2 separate regions of the Homo sapiens genome follow, and region 1 is linked to region 2. A link is a contact called in ENCODE Hi-C or POLR2A ChIA-PET data. All regions are on one chromosome and are shown on one strand. The core of a region is the stretch at or near the end of the contact, and the rest is flanking DNA. Distances in the headings are between cores, read along the strand shown. Region 1 has its middle 46 kb from the start of LINC02977. Region 2 overlaps SHOC1 (shortage in chiasmata 1).

Region 1 (6,364 bases), core at 75-2,574, 250 kb after region 2:
TTAATCTATTTGTCTTTTAATAGGATAATTTTACCCATTTACATTTATTGTCAGAATTGATTAATTTGACCTCTGGTCTTTACTTTTATGTTTTGAATTTTTTCTTATGCTTTGTTTTTTTCCTTTTGTTTTCTATTTTCTGCTATTTAGCTTAAAGTTTTATTACTTAGACCTTTAGTAGTGTTTGGAAAATAAATGTTTCTAACTCTATTAGTACTTGTCTTTATTTCTTTGCATAATAAGAAAAAGGTTTTTAAAATTTTGACTAGCCTACCTTTTTTTCCCTTCACTGTTCAGTATTGGTTACTGAGCAACTAGTGTGTGTAAGACATGGAGTACTCAATGGTAAAGAAAAGAGACAATCTCTTCCCTCATAAAGCCTACAGGTTAGCAGAGAAGATAATGACAGAAAAAGAATAAAATAGTGCAAGTATAGGTTTTTTCGTTTGTTTGGTTGGTTTGGTTTTTTTTTTTTTTTTTTGGACGGAGTCTCACTCTGTAGCCAGGCTGGAGTGCAGTGGCGCCATTTTGGCTTACTGCAACCTCCGACTCCCAGTTTCAAGCGATTCTCCTGCCTCAGCCTCCCGAGTAGCTGAGATTACAAGGGCGTGCCACCAGCCTGGTTAATTTTTGTATTTTTAGTAGAGACGGGGTTTCACCGTCTTGGCCAGGATGGTATCAATCTCCAGACCTCGTGATCTCCCGCCTTGGCCTCCCAAAGTGCTGGGATTACAGGCGTGAGCCACCATGCCCAGCCGCAAGTATAGGTTTTACACTCAGGTTATTTTTGTACACATTTGGCATACTATCAATTTTTTTTTTCCCCTGGAAATGGAGTCTCGCTCTATTCCCCAGGCTGGGGTGCAGTGGCACAATCGCGATCTTGGCTCTCTGCAACCTCCGCCTCCCAGATTCAAGAGATTCTCCTGCCTCAGCCTCCCAAATAGGATTAAAGGCATGTGCCACCATGCCTGGCTAATTTTTGTATTTTTAGTAGAGACGGGGTTTCACCATGTGGCCAAGCTGGTCTCGACCTCCTGACCTCAGGTGATCCACCTGCCTCGGCCTCCCAAAGTGCTGGAATTACACGCGTGAGCCACTGTGCCTGGCCCATACTACCAACTTCAGTAATAATCTTTGATTTTTGCAGTCACTTTAGAACTACATTTCCAGTTATTGTATATAATAAGTAAGTGAGTTTCAGTGCTGCCATGATATTCCCATTCCTGAGTTCTTTCTCTAGCTCACCTAGGCTATTATACGTCTTTCAGGGAGCTGGGTAAAGGCATTCTTCAATGGGCCTTTCAAGAGCCAGATAGCAAGGCAGAACACCTCAGTACTATGCAAAACTGACACGTTGATGATTCACCACCAACAGGAGAACATGACACATGGAACAAGGCTGTGGTTTAAAAATATGAAACTTTTGCCAGGTTAGAGAGAGCACTGCTAGGTTTTAAAAGAGACATGTTTCTAAGACTGATTAGAGGTGTTTTTTAATATAGCTCTGCAGAAAACTCTAGGGAAAATTATAGAGTGGCTGAATAAGGATGATTTCTGCATTCCCATATTCCTGGATATAAATATTACTATTACTGAGAGGTGTTACAAAAATTCCATCTTGATTTCTAATATCAACCAACTGGAAACTAGAAAAGACTTCACACCTCCCCCCACCAAATTAAAATACTATTGCAAATTATTTATAAAATACAACTTATAAATATTAATGGAATACTGTCATTTAATAATGCTTTTATTACAAAACAGAATAACAAAAATGTTTAACATTTAATGACAAGGATTTAAACAAAATTCATCCTAAGAAAACCAAGAAGATTAAAATGATAAAGATGAAAGTGAAAGCTTACTAATTAGGAAACAAAAATGGATAGAACAGATAAATCAACTCGAGCTGTTTCTTTGGGAAAACAAAAACCAATTAAAGAGATAAATCTCTGGCAAACCTAATTATTAAATAAATAAAGCAACGGAAATAACTATATTTATCCTGAGTTTCAAAAGAATGTAATTACTGACATAAAGATTTAGAAAATGTTAACAAATACCATAAACTGCTTGATATGAAAATCTCTAATACACAGTTCTCCATTTCTACCAAGATCTCTACTAACCCAATACACTTCAAAGCTTTACTCCTCACTGTAGCAGCCCTAAAGCAAAAAAATTACCTTACAACAAGGCCATAGGTCAACTCTTCAGATGTGGCAAGGCTGTTTGACCCCTTTCTCCACCTAAAAATGCAAAAAGTTCAGGTTATACTGCAAACCTCATAATACATGCCCTTTCCTTTCAAGTAATATAAGCTTGTCTCTTTTCAAGCTAAACTGCAGTCCCATACTCAGTCCTATAAGAAACCTAAATGAAAAATAAGCTTAGAGAATGTGGAGACTAGAGGGCAGAGAACCCAGAGTTTGACCTTGGAAAATACTAAACTAAGGACTTTGTTATAAGAGAAAGCAAATGGCGGAGTGGGTTGGGTGGGGAGGGGATGACAAATATTTCATGTAAAAAGTTAAACAACTTTGTACCAGGCGAATCAGTGGGCTTAAAATATTCAGTAAACCATGCTATAAGTAGATGTGCTGTCATTCAGGCTTTGCTGTTCCATTTATAGAGCACAAGCAGAGTAGATTTAGTGTAATTTTTTTTTTTTTTTTTTTAGACAGAGTCTCGCTCTGTTGCCCAGGCTGGAGTGCAGTGGTGTGGTCTCGGGTCACTGCAACCTCCACCTCCCGGGTTCAAGCGATTCTCCTGCCTCAGCCTCCCGAGTAGCTGGGACTACAGGCACACACCGCCACGCCTGGCTAATTTTTTTGTATTTTAGTAGAGATGTGGTTTCACTGTGTTGCCCAGGCTGGTCTCAAACTCCTGAGCTCAGGCAATCATCCCACCTTGGCCTCCCAAAGCGCTGGGATTACAGGCATGAGATTTAGTGTAATTCTTAAGGGCCCTAGGATTTTGGGAATGGTAAATGAGCATTGGCTTCAACTTAAAGTTACCAGCTGCATTTGCCCCTAAAAAGACAGTCGACCTGTCCTTTGAAGCTTTGAAGGAAGACATTGACTTCTAACTATGAAAGTCCTAGATGGCATCTTCTTCTACTAGAAGGCTATTTCATCTACATTGGAAATCTGTTGTTTAGTGTAGCCACCTTCATCAATTATCTTAACTAAATCCTCTGGATAACTTGTAGCTTCTACATCAGAACTTGCTACTTCATTGTGTACTTTTATGTTATAGAGATGGCTTCTTTCCTTAAACCTCATGAACCAGCCTTTCCTGGCTTCAAACTTTCCTTCTGCAGCTTCCTCACTTCTCTCTTCCTTCATAGAAGTGAAAAGAGTTAGGGCCTTGCTCTGGATTAAGCTTTGGCTTCAGAGAATGTTGTGGCTGTTTTGATCTTGTATCTAGACCATTAAAACTTTTCCCATATCAGCAATAAGGCTGTTTTGCTTTCTGATCATTTGTATGTTCACTGGAGTAGCTCTTTTAATTTCTTTCAAGAACTCTTCCTTTGCATTCATAACTTGGCTGTTTGGCATGAGAAGCCTAGCTTTGAAAGCTTATCTTGGCTTTCATCTGGCTTCCTCACTAAGCTTAATCATTTCTAGTTTTTGAGTGAAAGTGAGAAACATGTGACTCTTCCTTTCACTGGAACACTTAGAGGCCATTGTAGGGTTATTCATTGACATGATTTCAATATTATTGTGTCTCAGGGAATAGAGAGGCTCAAGGAGACGAAGCCAGATAAGGAACAGCCAGTGAGTGGAGCAGTCAGAACACACGCAGCATTTATCAATTAAGTTTGTTGTCTTTGTGGGTGCAGTGGCTCATGCCTGTAATCCCAGAGTTTTGGGAGGCCGAGGCAGGTGGATCGTTTGAAGTCAGAAGTTTGAGACCAGCCTGGCCAACATGGCGAAACCCCGTCTCTACTAAAAACACAAAAATTAGCCGTGTGTGGTGGCATACACCTGTAGTCCTGGCTACTCGGGAGGCTGAGGCAGGAAAATCACCTGAACCCGGGAAGCAAGATTACAGTGAGCCGATATTGTGCCACTGCACTCCAGCCTGGGTGACAGAGTGAAACCCTTCTCAAAAAAAAAAAAAAAAAAAAAGTTTGCTGTCTTATATTGGCGTGATCCATAGCACCCCAAAACAATGACAATAGTAACATCAAAGATCACCGATCACAGATCACCATAATGATGGAAAAGTTTAAAATATCACATGAGTTATCAAAATATGACACAGAGACACAAAGTGAGCACATACTGTTAAGAAAAAGGCACCAAGAGATTTGCTTCATGCAGGGTTGCCACAAACCTCCAATTTGGAAAAAATGCAGTATCTGTGAAGCGCAATAAAGTGAAGTGTAACAAAACAAGGTGTGCCTATATGTAGGTGAATATTCATATAATATTGGCATGCGAAAAACCTTTAGAGGCCAGGCATGGTGGCTCATGCCTATAATCCCAGCACTTCGGGAGGCCGAGGGGGGCGTATCACCTGAGGTTAGGAGTCCGAGACCAGCCTGGCCAACATGGTGAAACTCCGTCTCTACTAAAAATGCAAAAATCAGCCTGGCGTGATGGCAGGCACCTGTAAACTCAGCTACTCAGGAGGCTAAAGCAGGAAAATTGCTTGAACCTGGGAGACGGAGGTTGCAGTGAGCCAAGATCCTGCCACGGCACTCCAGCCTGGGCAACAGGGCGAGACTCCCAACTCAAAAAAAAAAAAAAAAAAAAGAAAGAAAGAAAAGCCCTTAGAAGCATAGCATAAAAATCAGAAACTACAAAGGAAAATATTAATAAGACTAAAGGTCATATAAAAGTAAATACTCCTGTAAAGCAGCGACAATAAAAACAATAACAAAGAATAAATAAAAGACAAATATCAAACTGGAAAAATAGTGACAGCACAAATATTTTTCAAATATCAAATGCATTTTGAATATATATATATATTTTTATGTTTCTTACAAATTAAAAATGAAAAAATTAAAATTCCAACAGAAAAGTGGACAAAGGACCAAAACAGATATTTTTTAAAAATATTTTTTAATTTAAATTTTTATTTCAATAGTTTTTGGGGTACAGGTAGTTTTGGGTAACATGGATAAGTTCTTTAGTGGTGAGTTTTGAGATTGTAGCATACCCATCACCCAAGCATTGCACACTGTACCCAATATGTAGTCTTTTATCCTCCACTCCCCATTCAACCTTCACCCCCAGTCCCGAAAGTTCATTGTATCATTCTTATGAAAATATGGAACTCTTCAAAATTTGCATGTCATCTTATACAGGAGTCACGGTAATTTTCTCTGTATTATTCCAATTTTTGTATATGTGCCGCCAAAGCAAGCACCAAAACACACAATTTACAAATGAAATTATACAAATAGCCACGAATTTGGGTTGAAAAAATATTCATTTCACAATGATCAAACAAATGCAAATTAAAACAAAGCAGTGTCATTTTGTTTACTAGATTGACAAAGATACAAAATAATTACAATTTCTAATGTTGTTGACCGTATAAGGAAATTACTATTATTCTCCAAGAATGACAATGTAAATTGGCACACATTTTCTAAAATAATTTGGTTATACAAATTAAAAGTCTTCCAAATTGCATTTACTTGGCCCAGCAATGTGACTTTCAGGAATTTATCTACCCTAAAAAAGAAGTAGAAGTTTTTAATAATAGAGAAAAATATTAAACCCCCTAAATGGCCAAAAATAAGAAGTAGGTTAAATAAACAATAGTACATATATACATTATTATATTGTTAATAATAAATAATATTTATTGTCTTTGAAAAATGTTCATAGTTTCTTACAAAATGGTTTATAGAGTATGGTCCAATTTTCATTACATGTTATATATTCACACATATCCACAGATAGAGAAAATCTGAAAGAATTTAAGAGTTAAACTTTTTGTTTGTGATAAACCAAGGCTGATATAGCCAACTTAAAGAAAAAAGAGGGAATGAATTTATTGGAAAAATGCGGAATATCTCATGAAATTGCAGGAAGTGTTATACTTTTTTTTTTTTTTTTTTTGAGACAGAGTATAGCTCTGTCACCCAGGCTGGAGTGCAGTGGCACAATCTCAGCTCACTGCAACCTCCGCCTCTCAGGTTCACACGATTCTCCTGCCTCAGCCTCCTGAGTAGCTGGGATACAGGCGCGTGCCACCATGCCTGGCTAATTTTTGTATTTTTAGTGGAGATGGGGGTTTCACCATGTTTGTCAGTCTGGTCTTGAACTCCTGACCTTGTGATCTGCCTGCTTTGGCCTCCCAAAGTGATGCGATTACAGGCGTAAGCCACCGCACC
Region 2 (6,104 bases), core at 3,181-5,680:
ATATTATTATCTGCATTATAAACATCAACCTGAAATTAGGATTATAAATTTTGAAACTCTAATTTTGGAATGGTGCTTTTATAATGACAGTAATATTAAGAAGAAATTAAAACTTAAAAATACTAATATTAATAATAGTAATTACAAGTTACTAAAAAACATCTGGCACTATGCTAAGTGCTTTCTTTACATGCATTATTCTTAATTAATCCCTAAATAATTCTATAAAATAGGTATAATTTTTAATAGTTTTATTAAAGTATAACTGACATGCAATAAACTACACATATTTAGAGTGAAAAGTCTCATAAGTTTTGACATATTTATACATTCATGAATCCATTACCACAATCAAGGTAATGAACATATCCATTCCCTCCGAAGTTTTGTATCCCTCCTGCCTCTTTATACCTCCCTTCTAATCTTCCTCATCCCCCAACCCCTGTCCCACTGTTCTGCTTCCTGACACTATAAACTACATTTTCTAGAATTTTATATAAATGGAATTATACCATATGAATTTTTTGTGGTTTCTGTCATTCTGCATAATTATTTTGAGATCATCTGTGTTGTGTATATCAACAGTCCATTCCTTTTTTTCAGGTAGAAATAATTGTAGATTCACATGCAGTTGCAAGAAATAATACAAGACGTCTTGTTCCCCCCTTTTTTTGCTTTAAAAGTATATTATACTATGTAACTGATAATTTCAATATATGATCTGATTTTGATGTCTAATGTTTCTGCTGTATCTCACTGATCATGCCAATATATTTTGTGATTGTTGTCTATTAGCATGTGTTTCTTTCAACTTTGTGGAAGGTCTTTGAAGCACGAGTTGAAGTACATTCTTCCAGAAAAAAAATTTATTTTCCTCTAGAAAGGATTTACTTTTGTCTCTATGTGTTTGGGAGGCACTGTCAACCTGGGACCACTTTAAATTAAATCACCACTATTTTTAAAAGTATATAGGTGGTTTGAATTCAGACTGCAACCAGGCATGATGGCTGCCTTCTGGTTAGCAGTACTTAAGAGAAATTTTTTTTCTTTTCCTCTCTTCCAGCTCCAAGGTAGAAATATGCAAATTTATTCGGAGTTCCCTTCTATATATGGTGGTTTACTTTTGTATGCTCTTATTTTGATGGTAGTTTGTTGAATTCCCAGTTTTATGTAGGGGTCCCCTATCAGACCCTCCACGTAGGATATTTCTTGACTCTACACTACATGTCGACCTCAAAACAGAAGTTCAAAGTCTCCAAGGTTTAATAGAAAGCTTGGAGTGAAAGCCAGCTTTGGTGCTTACTTGCTTCCCAGGATTCCTGTTTTCACTTTGTTTTTGGCCTCCAAATGCAACTCAGTGATTCATTTAAAAATTTTTTAAAACAATACCTTATCCAAAGTTCCATTTCCGTGATGGAATAGTTCAGACACAGACAAGAGTTTAACTTACTCAGATAAATTTTGAATATACATGTGAAATGTATAACCTCAAAATTATTTTGTTAAACTATAAACAAGTTTTGCTAAAATGTTATTTATTTATTTTTGAGATGGAGTCTCACCATGTTGCTCAGGCTGGAGTGCAGTGGTGATCTCAGCTCTTGCAACTTCCACCTCCCTGGTTCGAGCGATTCTCCTGCCTCAGCCTCCAGAGTAGCTGGGACTACAGGCGTGCACCACCATGCTCAGCTAATTTTTGTATTTTTAGTAGAGAGGGGGTTTCAACATGTTGGCCAGACTGGTCTCGAACTCCTGGCCTCAAATGATCCGCCCGGGTCGGCCTCCCAAAGTGCTGGGATTACAAGTGTGAGCCACGGTGCCCGGCCATTTTTTTTGTTTTGTTTGTTTGTTCGTTTGTTTGAGACAGAGACTTGCTCCTTCACGTAGGCTGGAGCGCAATGGCGCCATCTCGGCTCACTGCAACCTCCGCCTCCCAGGTTTTCAAGTGATTCTTGGGCCTCAGCCTACCGACTAGCTGGGACTAAAGGTGCGCTCCGACACTCCCGGCTAATTTCCGGCCGTTGTTAAAATGTTTTTAAACGTCTTTTTTGGAAAGCTTGGGCAACTAAAACTTTTAACATTAGATGAGATTTTTTTTTATTTTTATTTTTTTTTACAAACAACTCACAACTTTGGAAATACAAATTACTTGTATGGGACAGTTTTATGTACTACTTGTATTTCATTTCTTTTCTTTTCCTTCTCCCATGTATAGGAATTACCCAGAAAATCAGCAAGATCCGGATCTTGTCATATACTTCTGCACCTAGCATAATGAACCTTATGGAAGATATCTTGGTATTTTAGCTTTAGGCGAAGTTATATATTCTGTTAAGAAATGGTCAAAGAAAAAGGATATCCCACATTTCTACTCGTTGTACCTTTTTACCTATACTTTCTATTTATCACTTAAAGGCAATTAATCTTTACCTGTAAGCAAAAATGGGTTCAAAGGGCTTCTACATCTTTCTAATTGCCACATCATGTAGTATTCATTAGCTGATTCTTCAGCAGTAAGCAAATTACTGAAAAAAAGAGTTAAAGTTTAATACATTAATAATATTGAGTCTTTTGTATAATAAAATTTTATTTTATTTTATTTTTTTGAGGCAGAGTCTCGCTCTGTCGCCCAGGCTGGGGTACAGTGGCACTATCTTGGCTCACTGCAACCTCCGCCCCAGATTCAAGCGATTTTCCTGTCTCAGGCTCCCGAGCAGCTGGGATTACAGGCGTCTGCCACCATGCCTGACTAATTTTTGTATTTTTAGTAGAGGCGGGGTTTCACCATGTGGGCCAGGCTGGTCTCCAGCTCCTGACCTCAAGTAATCCGCCCACCTTGGCCTCCCAAAGTGCTGGGATTACAGGTGTGAGCCACCGCGCCTGGCCCAAAATTTTATTTTTAAAAAGTATTTTTAAAGTACTTTTACACTCAAAATCAAGTGAAAAATTGACTTTATAAATGTGTAAACTGCAGTCGAGTTCTACAGACCAAATATCAAACACAGTACTCACTTCCTCCATCCTTGGGAAAGTTTGGTAATTTGTAAACTCAATTGTTCCTACTTGACTGTAAATTACTCCCACCTCTACCTCCCTCAATGGAACCTGGAGCCAGAGAGGGCTGACTTGGGAGAGTTTTAGCACTTCCCTCCATAAACTATGCTAGCGTCAACCTTATACGCCACCAAAAATAAAAATACAATCTAAGTAAAATTACCATGCTTACCATGCACATAGCAACCTCAACAAAAATTTTTATAAAATTGCTGTCCCCAAGTCCATTCCATATAGAAATTCTGGATCCTCTACTGGCTGAGGATCAGAACTGTGAAAAAGTCCTTCTCTGGAGATGGCAGAGTCCTAAAGTTTAGTTCAAGACCTTCAATCTTGGTGGGTTTGTGAGTGAGTGATGTGTGTCTGTGTATGTGTGTTTAGGGGTACTCGGGGGGAGAAGGGAGAAAATAAGCATGTCAATCAGTGTAAATTACAGCTCATCTGTAGCTATGATGCTACTAGCCTTCGTAGGGGAAAGACTATTAATTCATAAACCCCTTAATCTGTGTCCCAAGCTCCCTGCTACCCTGAGTGAGAACTGATTGTATTCTGTTTCTCTGTTCATATGGAACATATATGAGCATGCTAATTATAAGTATTGCCAGTTAAATTGACAGTCTAGGGCAGTGGAAAGCTAGGTTTTATGTCTAAGGCATCCAGTTTACCCACATAATCCAAAAATCTGGTCATGTGATAGAAAATTTGAGAATCTAGACAATTCCTGAATCTTACCAAGGTTTCTTTGACAACACCTCAGATTGTAAGCAACTATTTTAAAGTGAAAGGAACGTGTTATATTTAGCAGGCCATGTCCAATATAGACACACATTTTCACTCTTAACGGAGCTTTCTGAAGGCATGTCTGAATCTGATACATTGTTCATAAAAATATATTCACAAGTCAGCAGTCAGTTAGTAGCTTAATAAAATCTTATGCCATACAGACTTTTCTTTTTTAGCCCATAAAATCTAGCATAGAATCTTATATGTGGTAGGCACTAAAAATATTGTTAACTGGGTATTATTTTCAGCCAAAATGTTGTGCTCTGAAATAAAAATAATTGGGACCATAAAAATAAGTTAAAGCTACAATAACATTCTTTGTTATTTTTCCTTCTTTTTTTCAAAAAAATTTTAACACCTTTTCTCCTTGTTTTTAGTTTTACAGTTGAGATATACAGTAGTTCCCCCTTATCCATGAGTTCACTATACTCGGTTTCATTTATCTGTGTTCAACTGCAGTCCAAACTATTAAACAGAATATTCCATAAACAATTCATAAGTTTTAAATTGCACTGTTGCGAGCAGTGTGATGAAATTTCATGCCATCCTACACCATCTCGCCCAGGATGTGAATCATCCCTTTGCCCAGCATATCCACACTATATGTACTCACTACCTGCCCATTAGTCACTTAGTAGCATTCTCAGTTATCAGATCAGCTGTTGCAGAATCACAGTGCTTGTGTTCAAGTAACCCCTTCTGTATTTAATAATGACTCCAAAGCACAAGAGTAATGAGGATGGTATTTGTTATGGTCGTTCTATTTTACTATTTTACTATAGTTATTGCTGTTAATGTCTTACTATGGCTAATTTATAAATTAAACTTTATCATAGGTATGAATATATGAGAAAAAACAGTATATATAGGGTTCAATAACATTCGCAGTTTCAGGCATCCATTTAAGGTCTTGGAATTTATTCTCCCGGCATAAAGGGGGACTACTGTAAACTCATTTTTAAAATATGGATTTTTAAGCTTTTACAGTTGCCAAACAAATGGAAGTGATTTATCTCTTGCTGGTAAATGTAGTAGTGAGGGGAAAACTTCTTTCAGTTGTTTCAAATGGCTCTAAAACCATTAGCTAATTTGAAAGCCTTTTTTTTCTAACTTTGCCAAATCGTAAGTCATTAGTTAAGATTTGTTTCATAAATTCTTATTAGATATTTGAGTTATAACAATAGACATATAACTTGTGATTAAAAAGAGCTTATTATGGTTTAAATACTTCTAAAATCAAACTGAAATTAAAGATCATACTAATTTCTGCTAGTTTCTGTTTCTAAAAATGCCAGTCTGTCATAACAGATGGATTAGGGTGTATGGACTAAATAAAAGAGTAAAAGGGCACTAACAAAAACAGTATATGTCCTGCAAATAAATATCTTGTACCTTATCAAGAGAACTAAAAGTATTTAAACAAAGTGTATGTAGTTTCCATACTTGTCCTATGCTCTTTTTAGGGCTCATATCTGATATGGACAATTCTTAGTTCATGATAGAACTCTGTATAGCACAAATTTACTCTAGAAATGTAAATAATTCTTAGCCAGAAGATAAAGATATATTTAGGGCCCTCAGTCTTATGCTTTGACACTTTCCTGAGACCATTAATAGAAGCCTAAGCAGCCAGTGATGAATTATACAGCCTTGACTCCAGCTGGTCCCAGTAATCCAAATAGCACTCTCCTCTGGCAGATCAGCTAATTATAACAAGAATTCAAACCTAACACACACAGTTCCCACAGTTTCCAGTCCTGGAATAATTCATTAGAGACTTGTAGACTTTACTGTCATCTTCCTGAAAATATGTTATTTTAGGACACATTAAGTTCTAGGTTTACAGTAGACTAATTGTACTGGTTATGTTCCCAATTTTTTAACTGGCGTAAGAAGCAGAGGAATGGAATGGCTTTATTCCAGGATAGCAGACTAATCAATCTTAGAAAACATTAAGCTACATGTGTGCTGCATGGTTTAAGACAGCAATGAAAGCTATCTCAGACTCTATCAAAGGGCAAGGATGCTGGGCTATTAAGCTATGCAGTTTTGGCTCAAACTAGAATATAATGACCTAGCCCTGCAGTATCAATTCTACAATTTCAGACTATTCTGTGCAATAATGATGGGGTATTGAACAAGTTTACGAATCAAGCCTTGGTTCTGTATGTCTGGTCCACCCATTACTGAGACCACATTGACAAGAGGTGAACAAGGTCAGTGGCTGTCCTCTGTTAGAGATAGGACATCCATAAGAGAGCAAGGAC

Evidence for each region. Hi-C counts contacts between places; a loop is a spot of excess contacts on that map. ChIA-PET counts read pairs that join two places held with the same protein, here RNA polymerase II (POLR2A). Pooled maps may share reads with other maps.
Region 1: a loop to region 2 is called in a pooled map, with 2.1 times the contacts of the local background. The contact joins two enhancer-like sites. A Hi-C loop is called at or near these places in 1 of 50 pooled maps. POLR2A ChIA-PET finds 5 or more read pairs at or near these places in 3 of 52 experiments (HepG2, RWPE1 and WTC11).

Annotation. Positions count from the first base shown.
Region 1 is chr9:111,991,352-111,997,715 of GRCh38, forward strand. It overlaps the pseudogene RNU6-710P. Among named protein-coding and RNA genes, the nearest start is that of LINC02977, 46 kb to the right of the region's middle. Within about 2 kb of position 1,325, at least 2 of the 41 ENCODE cell types and tissues checked have a DNase peak (open chromatin) inside an H3K27ac peak, as active enhancers do.
Region 2 is chr9:111,739,046-111,745,149 of GRCh38, forward strand. It overlaps SHOC1 (shortage in chiasmata 1), which reads right to left. Exons shown (of 28, transcript NM_001378211.1): 11 at 2,431-2,525. Among named protein-coding and RNA genes, the nearest start is that of SHOC1, 53 kb to the right of the region's middle. Within about 2 kb of position 4,431, at least 4 of the 41 ENCODE cell types and tissues checked have a DNase peak (open chromatin) inside an H3K27ac peak, as active enhancers do.